2 separate regions of the Homo sapiens genome follow, and region 2 is linked to region 1. Evidence: chromatin contacts called from ENCODE Hi-C or POLR2A ChIA-PET data. All regions are on one chromosome and are shown on one strand. Each heading gives the region's core, a stretch centred on a gene start or an enhancer-like site at or near the end of the contact. The rest is flanking DNA. Distances are from core to core; before and after follow the strand shown. Region 1 holds the start of CDC42EP4 (CDC42 effector protein 4). Region 2 overlaps SDK2 (sidekick cell adhesion molecule 2).

Region 1 (5,365 bases), core at 2,732-5,231:
GCGTGAGCCACTGTGCCCGGCCCTAATGTCTGAATTTCCTTCCCAACGCACTCAAGCAAAAAGGGCTGTGTCCAGTGCCACATGCGGGCTCCTTCCAGCACTACCATCCAGTTCCCTGCCGAGAGAGGGCACGCATGGGCTTGGCCTTCCTAGAGCACCCCAGAAGCACTGGCTGGAGTTGGCCTTCAGGACACTCTGCCGGATGACCCCTCAAAGTGTCCCCAGCTCCAGAATTTGGTTCTTTTCCTCACGGTCGGGAAAAATCCTCCAGTACGTAGGTCAGAAGAGCTACGCAGAGCTCAGGTCAGCTCTGTTTCCAGGGCGAGATTGCTCAACCCTTCTCCCTCCGCCCACAGGCCTTATCTCTGGCATCAACCCAGCTCCCCATTCCTCCAAGGGACGGACTCCTCCCTCCCCCCACAGGGACAAACTCCTCTGAGTCTGCAGAACCAGAATGAGAACACAGAAGGCTGGACTTACTGCTAACCAAGTGCAACCCTGACCACTCTGACTTCTGACTTCTTCACTTCGAACCCAATCCAAACGTAGGGGCGTGGGGTGGGGGAGAGTGAAAGGGAGAGGCCAACATCAAACACCTTTTGGCCACACCTGCGCACAGACAGTCCGGGCCGCAGAAATCAATCAGTCACTCCAAAGGGGTGGAAGCCCTGGGCCACTGCCAACCCAAGGCCCTTCTGGAAAAGCTCTGGACTTGTTAAGAAGGGTTGGCCAGGGCTGGGTGCAGTGGTTTACGCCTGTAATCCCGGCTCTTGGGGAGGCCGAGGTGGGTGGATTGCCTGAGTTCAGGAGTTCGCGACCGGCCTGGGCAACACAGTGAAACCCTGTTTCTACTAAAATACAAAAAAAAATTAGCCGGGCGTGGTGGCATGCACCTATAATCCCAGCTACTGCAGAGGCTGAGGCAGGAGAATTGCTTGAACCCGGGAGGTGGAGGATGCAGTGAGCCAAGATTGTGCCACTGCACTCCAGCCTGGGCAACAGAGCAAAGCTCTGTCTCCAAAAAAAAAAAAAAAAAAAAGGGTTGGCCAGGTGCAGTGGCTCATACCTGTATGCCCAGCACTTTGAGAGGCCGAGGTGGGGGAAGATCCCTTGAGCTCAGGAGTTCAAGACCAGCCTGGGCAACATGGTGAAACCCCACCTCTACAAAAAATACAAAAAATGGCTGGGCGTGGTGGTGGGCGCCAGTAGTCCCAGCTACTCAGGAGGCTGAAGTGGGAGGATAGCTTGAGCCCAGGAGGTCCAGCCTGCAGTGAGCCTTGACTATGACGCTGCACCACAACCTGGGTGACAGAGCAAGACCTGGTCTCAAAAAATTAATAAATAAAATAAAAATTATTTTTAAAATCAAAAGACTGGTGTAAGATTCCTCTCCCAGGTCAACACTCACTCCCCTGACCTTTATACATGAGACCTCCCTTTGCTTCTGACTCCTTGGTCTCTGGTTCTGTGAGGTGCTGTCGGGTTCCAGAGGCAGCAGCACAGTGGAGGCAGGGTACAGAGGATGGGGACAAGCACGGTGGGTGGGCAAGGGAAAGAGAGAAACGAGGGGAAAAGAGAAGAGGAATCCAAAAAGAGAGAGGCAGAAACCCCAGAAAATGGAGAATCATTCACAGCACAGGCCTAGGCTGTACAGCAGAGCAGGAGCAAGCTGCCCTCTGTGTGCAGGGACCCTAGGACTTCAGGGAGATTTCAGAGGGGAGGCGCTGAGACTCACCCCAGAACCACCGCCCATATGATCACAGCGGGCCCCTCCTAGTCCCTGCAGGGGTCCACCAGGATGCCTGGGAATCCACTTGGGATCTCCCCAAATTCACTGAACACCCCTTGTGGGAAGGAGCAGCTGTCTTCAAGGAGTGGAGAGGCAAAGTCCAAGTTCAGAGGAGATAAGCCACCCCACTAATCAGTCAGTCACATGTGCAGCTCACACAGGGCAGTTGATGAGAGCAGGAACCGGCAGGGCACCCCCGCATTCAGTAGGCACTGGCTTCTCAGCAGAGATAGAGCCTCAGGAGATCCTGGTGGATGCCCTGTTATTGCCCCAGGAGCCCCTGGGGCTGCCAGGGGCTCTCTTAGGGCCTGGCTCAGTCCCAGCCAACTCCCGATTTCTGGGAGAAATCAGAAATCCGCAGCTCAGCAATCCCTTCCTTTGTGGCCTGTTCTTTGTTCTCTTAAAATTCAGTCCACCCTGCTGGTGGTCCCTCCTCCACCCTAGCCTCAGAAGCGGGCGGGGGCTGAGGGAGTTATTGGAAACCCAGACTGCCAAAGAAGTCGCCTTGCAGGAGGCCCCTGTCACCGGCCCCTCATTATTTACACTCGCTGGATGGGACATTTCTCTGGTACAGATGGCTGCTGGGGTTCGGACGAGAGAGAGATTTTCCCTCCAGCACCCTGGACCCTCAGGGGAGGGCAGGGGGCTTCGCAGCGACGGGGGCTCCCAAGGACTCCACCCGGATCCAGCTGCTCAGCTATCTGGGCAAACAGTGGGCACCGGGCACACAGTAAGGGATGTGGGAGCCGGTCAGATTGCAAGGGGTGGGAGTCGTGGAGAGAGAGAAGTTCCAGAGGCAACGAGAAAAGAAAAGGCATTGTATTTCCCCTCCATTCTCCCAGGGAGAAAAAGAAAACTTCCAAAGCCGAGGCCGCAGTCACTGGGAAAACACAGGGAACCTGGTTTGAGTTAGCAGCGAGCACCCCTCCCCCAGTCACACACACACACACACACACACACACACACACACACACACACACACACACGCACTTCAGTCCTCTCCCAGGAAGCTGGCTCAGCCTCAGCCCCGGCTCCCGCCCAGCTCTCCAGCCCTCCCGGCCGGGGCACTCACCGGCTGACGGGATCCCCGCGGGCAGGATGGCTCCTGGGGGACGCGCCGGGGGCAGGGGGCAGTTTTGTAACCCCGGCTGGGGGCGCTCCGGAGAGGGGGCGGGGCCAGGGACGGCCGATCCGCGCGCACCCGCCCCAAGCGGGCGATTAAATCATTAACCGACCGCTCCCGCCTGCGATCCCGCTGAGCGCGCTGAGCTCGGGGCGCACTAGCCCAGGAGCGGCCGTCTCCCCGGCTCCAAGGGGGCGGGTGGCTCGACTGCCCTCCCCCCGCACCCCGCCAGGAGGCGCCTCGGCCTCCCGGGCTTCCGAGGGAGCGGGCGGGGCGGGAGCCTGGCGGGGGAGGGAAGGGTTCGCGGGGCGGGAGTAGGGGAAAGGAGGACCATTTGTTCCTTCGGCCATTCCCTTCCAGACAGCTCCTTCCCTCTGGCTTCCCGGCCGGGTGACATTGGGTGGCGTGTGCTGCAGTGTGTGTACGAGAGCGAGATGTGTACACGCCTCTGCCCGTACAGGCGGAGAATTCGGTTCTTATTCATGGAGAACTCCGGGCGCACACACGCCCCCCTCGCGGAGATCGCGGGCCGCGCGCCGCCGATTGCTGCGCTCCTGCCCACACCGACACACACCCCATTCCTGGGAAGGGGGAGGCCCTTTAAAACCGGCCCCCAACCCCCTCAGCGGCACCCTTGGCCAGGGCCGGGAGTTCCAGCGTGGAGAGAGGAAATGGAGTCCCGGCAACGCTGCGCCCGGCTCCCTGCCACCTCCTCCTCCACACATCCCGCTCTGCCAGGACACTAGGTGCGCAGCTTAGGGTCCCAGGCACCGCGGTGGGCGCGGTGAAAAGCGCGAGCGCCGAGAAGTGGGGGCTCCGCGCCCTTCTCCCCGCGCCGCGGCCTCGCATCCCCAGCTTCGATCCTCTCTGCCCCACAGGGGGACTCGAGACCCCCAAGCCCACCCAGGGCACCCAGCGCGAAGGCGGCTACCACAGACAGAGGCGGTTGCCCGTCGCCTACCTCGGTCCCCGGAGACCCGAGCTCTGGGCCGGCTGCGCTGTCCCCTTCGTGGGCTCCGCGCGGCGGAGGGGCTGGCGGCCCCTGTCAGCGCCGGCGTTTGTTTCCCTCTGGCTCTCGGGCTTTCAGGGCTGGGAGCCTCCAGGACACTCCCCTTCCAGGCTCCGCCCGCGCCCGCCCCGCGCAACCCTCCCCGCGCACCCCTCTGCGCTGATGTCACGGCGCCGCAGCAGCCAATGGCCGTCGGGAACCTCTGCCCGACTGCTCGGCCTCCTCGGTTCAAACTGAAAGCCTGAGACTTTCCCAACTCCGTATGGGGCAGCCTGGGCCCGCCCGGCTTCCGGGAGACACTCCCGCCCCAGCCTGCGCTCCGGCCGCGAACCCCCACTGGGGCCCCCAGGGCCAGGGGCGCGTCTCCCTCCGGGGGCCTGGCGCGAGGCTCTTTTGAGGCTCTTCCCCATTCGAGCCGGGGCAAGAAACCAAGAACTCCAGCCCGGGTGGCGTTCCTCGTTCCTGCTCCCTCCCGGACCTGCTAACCACCTGGCTGCAGTACTGTCGGGAGATGGGGCAGGAGGGCTGGCGCCACCAGCTTCGTGGGTGCCATCCCAGACTCTCGCTGTAAACGAGGGAGCGGGGAGGAGCCGGCCAGCCCCGAGGCCAGGCTTGGACTGGGCGTCAGAAATGTTTCTACAGGGTGACAGCCCTTGAGCTCCCCGCATCCCCGTCTGTGCCTTTGCCTCCTAAGTATCAGCTGAGGCTAAATTTGCACCAGGTGAACGTCAAGGAGGATCAACTCCTGAGTCCCAGAGCCTGAATCCAAGTCCCAGGCCTTGGACTCTATTCTTTTTAGAGGAATAGTTTCAGTTGAAATGATCATTATCAAGGTAGAATGCCAGCTGCGAAGTAGTCAACTAAAGTGGACAAGGCGCAAAGTGAAAAGTTCCCTTGCCTCTAGCTGAACCCCACCCTCGGTTTTTAAAGGAAGTGAGGGTGAAGGCCCCAGACTTTCCCCATGGCTGCGAGGTCCCTAAGCCCTCAGGAACATTCTGCTTTCTGGGGACAGCACATTTCCGTTTCCCTCTGCAGTGCGACAGCAACCAGCTCTTGAGAGCTAATGGTTTGGCCACTCCATCCTGCTGTGAAAATTAAGTTCTGGGCTGGGCGCAGTGGCTCATGCCTGTAATCCTAGCATTTTGGGAGGCCAAGGCAGGTGGGGGGTCACTTGAGGTCAGAAGTTTGAGACCAGCCTGGCCAACATGGCGAAACCCCATCTCTACCAAAAATACAAAAATTAGTCGGGCATGGTGGTGGGCGCCTGTAATCCCAGCTACCCAGGAGGCTGAGGCGGGACAATCGCTTGAACCTGGGAGGTGGAGGTTGCAGTGAGCCGAGATCGCGCTATTGCACTCTAGCCTGGGTGACAGAGGTAGACTCCATCTCAAAAAAAAAAATAAATGAATAATAAGTAAAATCAAATTCTGAACTGGACATCTGG
Region 2 (5,914 bases), core at 3,293-5,792, 280 kb after region 1:
CTGGCCTGTCAAATGCCCACCCCAAGTACATGTCCATAAGCCACTGGCCCGAGGTGGAGCCAGGAGCCTGGACGGGCCAGGGCAGAGCCTGGACAGAGGACACAACTGCCAGCCTTGCTCCAGCTGCCAAGTAACTTTGAGCCAATACCAACTGGGGCGCCCTCTGGCACGCCTCTGTCCCTGGGTCACTCCAGCATCACCACCCTACTTAGCAGCTGACAGTCTCCAGCAATTTCCCTTTGGCCGCAGGGTGGCTCGGGCCATCTCTGCACGTTATCTGTGTTACTGGGGCGTGACTCATGTCATCCTGGTGCAGGCTCATTCATAAATGAGACGGGACTCTGAGGCCACTTCTGGAGCTGCTTTGCCCATTCAGAGCCGAGCTCCGCAGCCTCTCCTGACTCTTCCAGCCCCGGGGGACAATCACCTTCCTATCTGAGACCCAGCGCTCTGGCAAACAGCCCTCTTTGTGCCCATCAAACCCTCAGGCCCGCTTCTCTGGATCTGGCTCATTACATTTCCCTGAACTGGCTTCTCCTTTCCTAACCACACAGGTGCTTTTAAAGTCTTCTCATTGCTTTGTGAGTCTGTTTTTGTTTTTCTGTAAAATCTTGAAGTCTGTTTACAATTCTTCACACCCTCAGGGAGGCATCTCTCTAAGAAACTCCCTGTCCTGTTATCTGCTCTTGGCATCCCATTAGCCACTCACTTCACCATCTCTAAAGCCCACCATGTTCATAAGACTCTAGTCCAGTGGTTTTCAAAGTGAGGGGAGGAGGGAGTCCCAGGAACAGCTGAAACAGCAGCACCTGGAAGCTTGTAAGAAATGCAAATTCTGGCCTGGCGCGGTGGCTCACGCCTGTAATCCCAGCACTTTGGGAGGCCGAGCCTGGTGGATCACCTGGGGTCAGGAGTTCGAGACCAGCCTGACCAACATGGAGAGACCCCCCCCCCTCCCCCGCCATCTCTACTAAAAATACAAACTTAGCTGGGCCTGGGGCTGCATGCCTATAATCTCAGCTACTCGGGAGGGGGAGGCAGAAGAATCATTTGAATCCGGGAGGTGGAGGTTGCGGTGAGCCGAGATCGCGCCTTTGCACACCAGCCTGGGCAACAAGGGCGAAACTCCATCTCAAAAAAAAAAAAAAAAAAAAAAAAAGAAAGAAATGCAAATTCTGGGCCTTGTCTCAGGCCTGATGAATCAGAAATTCTGGGTGTGGAGCTTGGCAGTTTGTGACTGAGCAAGTATCCCAGGTGATTCTGATGCACAGTGAAGTTTGAGAACCAGTGCTCTAGGCTGCTGGTTCTCATCAGGGCCAACTCAACTTTGCCCCCCAGGGGACATCTGGAAGCATTTTTGGTCGTCACAACTGGCATCTAGTGGGTAGAGGCCAGGGATCCTATGAAATACCCCGCAGTGCTCAGGACAGCCTCCTGCGGTGCTCAGGACAGCCTCCCCTCTAAGAACAATCTGGCCCAAAGTGTCAGTAGTGCGGAGACTGGGAAGTCTCGCTGTGCCTAGGGCCGGGGCGGCACAGTTCCAGGGCCAATGCACAAGCACAGCAGCTCTGGGTGACAACCGGACAGGCGTGGGGCACACTCCTCTACGTGGCGCAGGTGCCATACGCACTTCATTCCTGATGGCTCACTTTACAGAAGGCGCCAGATGCCTGAAGCACAGAGAAGCCACTAATCCGTGATCTCACAGCTGGTGAGCACCAGGGCAGGGTTAGGGCCCCAGAGCAAGTGAAGCCAGAGCCGGGGTCCTCCCTGTGATGCCACGTACTTGACCTTGCATGGAGAGAGGCTTGGTTCTTACTAAATGATCTGTTCGAGCAAGAAAGACAAACTGCAGGCATCACAGTCCCTGACTCACTCAGTCTAGTCAGTGGCTACTGTATGCTCCTCCCTAAGCCAATTATTCTACTGTGTGCTGGAGTAGTCCCAGGATGCAAGAAATTCACGCTCCAGCTCACAGTGATGAATGCACGTGAGTGCAGGTGCACACACAAACACACAACCCTGAAGGGCAAGGAGATGTCTCTTCTAGTCCCTCCCAAGGTGCAGAGTTGTAGGTGCTCAAAGCATTCAGAAAAATAGAATGGGAATGAGGGTGACCCTGTTGGGGAGCTGGGTATTGAGGTGTGGGGCAGATTTGCAGAGCTGGGAAAAGAGGCCGGAAAACCACAGGCAAGGGACGTGGCCTTGGAGTTGGACAGATGTGGCTCTGAATTCTGCTCCACCACTTCCAGCAGCGTGAAGCTTGGCCAAGCTGCTTACTCCACAAGCCTCCATTTCCCAATCTGCAAAATGGGGACATTGCTACTGGCTCCGCAGCCTTAGGCAGGATAAAAGGGGAAGCTCAGACAGGCACTCTGCGTCACTCTGTCCTATGTCAGCATCAGCTGGCCCTGACCAAGGATAATGCTGATCTGGTCACCACAGGCTGGAACCCAAAGTGGGGTGTGAAATCGGACAAGGCAGACAAGAGAGCAATAAGCCTCATCCCCAGGCAGCAGGAGGCAAGCCGCACATTTGGTTTTGAGCAGCCCCGCAGAGCCACTGCGGATTAGCAGGTGTTACAGAGGTGCTGAGTGCCATTAGCACCTAATTACGCCTTTGTCCTTGCTGTAATCAGGTGAACAGAGAAGGGACTGAAAAGGGGAGCGCCTTAAAGAGAAAGCAAGCAGCTGTCAGGCAGGAATCTCTTCCAATGTGTCCACTCCTCTCTAGAATGTGGCCTCCTTCCCACGGCCAGAGGGCCTGGGCCATTCAGGTGGCCAGAAAGGATACAGCCAGTTACAGACTCTTACATGCTGCCTCTTAAACCCACACGGAATCGAAGTCTGGGCTCATCAGGAAACAGGGAGCCGATGAGGGCCTTTGAGAAGGGGGAGGCAATTGACGAAAGAAGACATTTAGCAAGACGAGAATTGGACGGCTGTCTGCAGGGTGGATGGAAAGGTACGGCTGGACCAGAGGGGTCAGTTCGGAATCTGTTACTGTAATCCAGGCATGTGCTAATGCAGAGGAGTACCAGGAACACATGAGACTTGACAGGACCTGGCAACCAGCACCTCCTTCCCCGGCATTCGCTTCCCCTGTCGGAGATGATGCTGGAAAGCTCAAAGGTCCCACAAGAAGCACAGCAGCAACTTGAAGCTGACTTTGCTCGTTGCCAAGACCCGCACCACCTGCTGTGCAACACCATTGCTCTGCCCCGTCTGGCTCTGGGCTGCTCCTTCAGACCCTGGCCTAAGTAGTCTTTAACAGGGCACACCTGGGGAAAATACAGGTTAGTGACTCTAAGTCTTCAACACACCCTGAGAATGACCCTGGGTGGCAGACGCACCTGATTGTGTGTTCTGAGGTGGGGAATCTGGGCATGGCCAACCCGGAGAGTCACTCCTTGTCTATGAGAAACATCCGAGCCCTGGGCCCATCCAGAACATGGGCTGTGCATGGAATTGAGGCCCTGAGTTTTGGGTTAACTGAAGGTTGCCAGGTAGAGGTTGTTAAGGGTAGAGTGTTAAGTGGCCATGCTATGTAAACTGGTATGCCCTTTCCAAATGGTTGCTGTTTTCCTGCCCAGACTGCCACCACCGGACTGTAGGAAGGCGGACATCTTATCCAGCTAGCTGTCATTGAACTATTTATTTGTTTATGTTTATTTATTTATTTTTGGGACAGAGTTTCGCTCTTGTTGCCCAGGCTGGGGTGCAGTTGCATGATCTCGGCTCACTGCAACCTCCACCTCCCAGGTTCAAGTGATTCTCCTGCCTCAGCCTCCTGAGTAGCTGGGACTACAGGCGCCTGCCACTACACCTGGCTAATTTTTGTACTTTTAGTAGAGACAGGGTTTCGCCATGTTGGCCAGGCTGGTCTCAAACTCCTGACCTCTGGTGATCCACCTGCCTTGGCCTCCCAAAGTTTGGATTACAGGTGTGAGCCACCGCACCCGGTCTTAACTGTTTCTATATGTAAGGCATTTCTCCTGTCCAGACAGCTGCCACTGGACCCTCCCCTGGATGTAAGCCCCTAATAAAACCCTATGTCTCCTTTGCTGGCGCCGGGTCTCTTCTTCAGCTTCTCGAACCTGGTGCCTTCCCTATTGAGGTTAACAGGGTTTCAGCACAACACCTGCCCTGAGCTCTCTGCTCCCCCGGCCACCAGCACACTCTTCCGGGACGCCACAGTGGGGTTGCCAGATTTAGCAAAAACACAAACACAGGATGTTCGGTTACACTTGAACTTCCCTTCAGACCCAAGGCTGTTAGAGTTGGGGTTTGCAACAGTGCAAACCTGTAGGACGTGTAGAATACTCTCGCAAATTGGGGAATGCTGGTGCTCAAAGATGAAGCAATGTTTATCTGAGGTCCAAATTTACTTGGGTATCCTGTCTCTTATCTGGCACCCTATCTACTTGGAGATGCAGGTTTACAAGAACTAGGACATGGCATGGCGAAAGGTATGAGAGGACACAAGGAGACCTGGTCCCCATCCAGCACCCCCTACTCATGCAGGCACATGACTGAGCTTTGCGGAGATGCTTATCTGTGGGGTGGGGCAATACCAGAGGGCAGCCATCACGCGGCTGTCAGGAAGCCTCCTCATCTTCAAAGAGCATCAAGCACTAAAACGGTAAGAGTGGCCAGGTCTGGAGTGCAGCGGAGACTCGAGGAGAGATAAAAGGCTGCCAAGAGCACACCCAGCCTCTCTGGGGACGTGGGGTACGTGCTATGAATGCACCTTGCAGTTTCTCACCCACATGAGGGGGGAGTTGATCTCTGCGGTCCCCTTCAGCTTAAAAACCTCATGCTGATCCCAGGCTTCCGGACTTCATCTGTCAATAACGATGAATGCAGGGAACTGCAGCCTGTCTACCAGTAGCCCTTGCACCACAGAAAAAGGAAGGTAAATCCACAACTGGAAGAAAGCATCATGGGCTGCAGGCCACAGCCATGCCTCCGTGGGCCTGGCACTGTACACTTCTTGGAAAGATCTAGGCCTCTCGGCCCCCATCATGCCGAAATTAGAGGCTGGCTCCGTGTGGCTGCATTGCACCTGCCAGCAGGGTTACACCTGTATGATCAGAAATGTGTAAGAGCAGATTTTACTGGACTAATAAAAATTAAAATGACCAAAATGGAGTCAGAACCCAGCCAAAGAGGGAGTGTGGGAGGGAAAGAGTCTCCAGCTTTTTATTTTTTAAGCAGGCCAACCACATGGAGGTGGGGACGACTTCTTCCCCATGCCCCCGGCAGCACCTCCAGCCATCTGTCCCCACCACCTCCTGGCCTGGTTAGCTGGCTTCCAGAAATGTGACTGTCTGGAGTCTAACCGGGGCACACCAGGAGCTGTCACCCTGAGTCAAGCCTGGGGCATGAAGACAGGAAGAGAGGGCCGGGGAAGCGCGAGGACAGGGACCTTGGTGGCTGGCTGAGGATGCTCAGATGACGGGAAGACGGAACAGTCAGGCACACCCTGGCGGCTCCCCATTTCCGGAAGGAGGACAGGAACGGAGGTCCAGGGAGAGCCTATTGTAACCACCGTGCGTGACACCAAGAGCTTTGGGGAATCTACGGAATCAAAGAGTCACAGACACATGGCCTGGCCACATGCCCGTCTCCCAAGCATATTTCAGGGTTTAACCTCAGCTCACCCCGGTAATGCTGTGTTTGCAGCGCATGGGGGTGTCCGTAGCTCGCCGGTGTCACAGGATCACCCCAGAGTGGTGTGGGACGTACACTTGGAGTTCAGCCGGTCCAGCCAGCTCATTCCCCATTCGAGGCCCAGGGAGGGTTGGGTGGGGGGGATTGTTTCTAAGCTTACCGCGCAAATGCCGTCCCTCCTCCTCCTCCCCACCCCAGCTCCTGCTGCAGGTCTTCCCTCGACAGGCTGGGTACCCCACCCC

Evidence for each region. Hi-C counts contacts between places; a loop is a spot of excess contacts on that map. ChIA-PET counts read pairs that join two places held with the same protein, here RNA polymerase II (POLR2A). Pooled maps may share reads with other maps.
Region 2: a loop to region 1 is called in a pooled map, with 4 times the contacts of the local background. The contact joins the enhancer-like site here to the promoter of CDC42EP4 in region 1. A Hi-C loop is called at or near these places in 5 of 50 pooled maps. POLR2A ChIA-PET finds 5 or more read pairs at or near these places in 2 of 52 experiments (HEK293 and WTC11).

The regions. Positions count from the first base shown.
Region 1 is chr17:73,308,020-73,313,384 of GRCh38, forward strand. It overlaps CDC42EP4 (CDC42 effector protein 4), which reads right to left and starts at 3,982. Exons shown (of 2, transcript NM_012121.5): 1 at 3,874-3,982. RefSeq lists silencers at 2,731-2,860, 2,871-3,420, 3,871-4,130, 4,201-4,360.
Region 2 is chr17:73,587,254-73,593,167 of GRCh38, forward strand. The region is part of intron 1 of SDK2 (sidekick cell adhesion molecule 2); the gene reads right to left. Among named protein-coding and RNA genes, the nearest start is that of SDK2, 54 kb to the right of the region's middle. RefSeq lists enhancers at 1,139-1,642, 1,643-2,147, 2,148-2,651, 2,652-3,156. Within about 2 kb of position 4,543, at least 7 of the 41 ENCODE cell types and tissues checked have a DNase peak (open chromatin) inside an H3K27ac peak, as active enhancers do.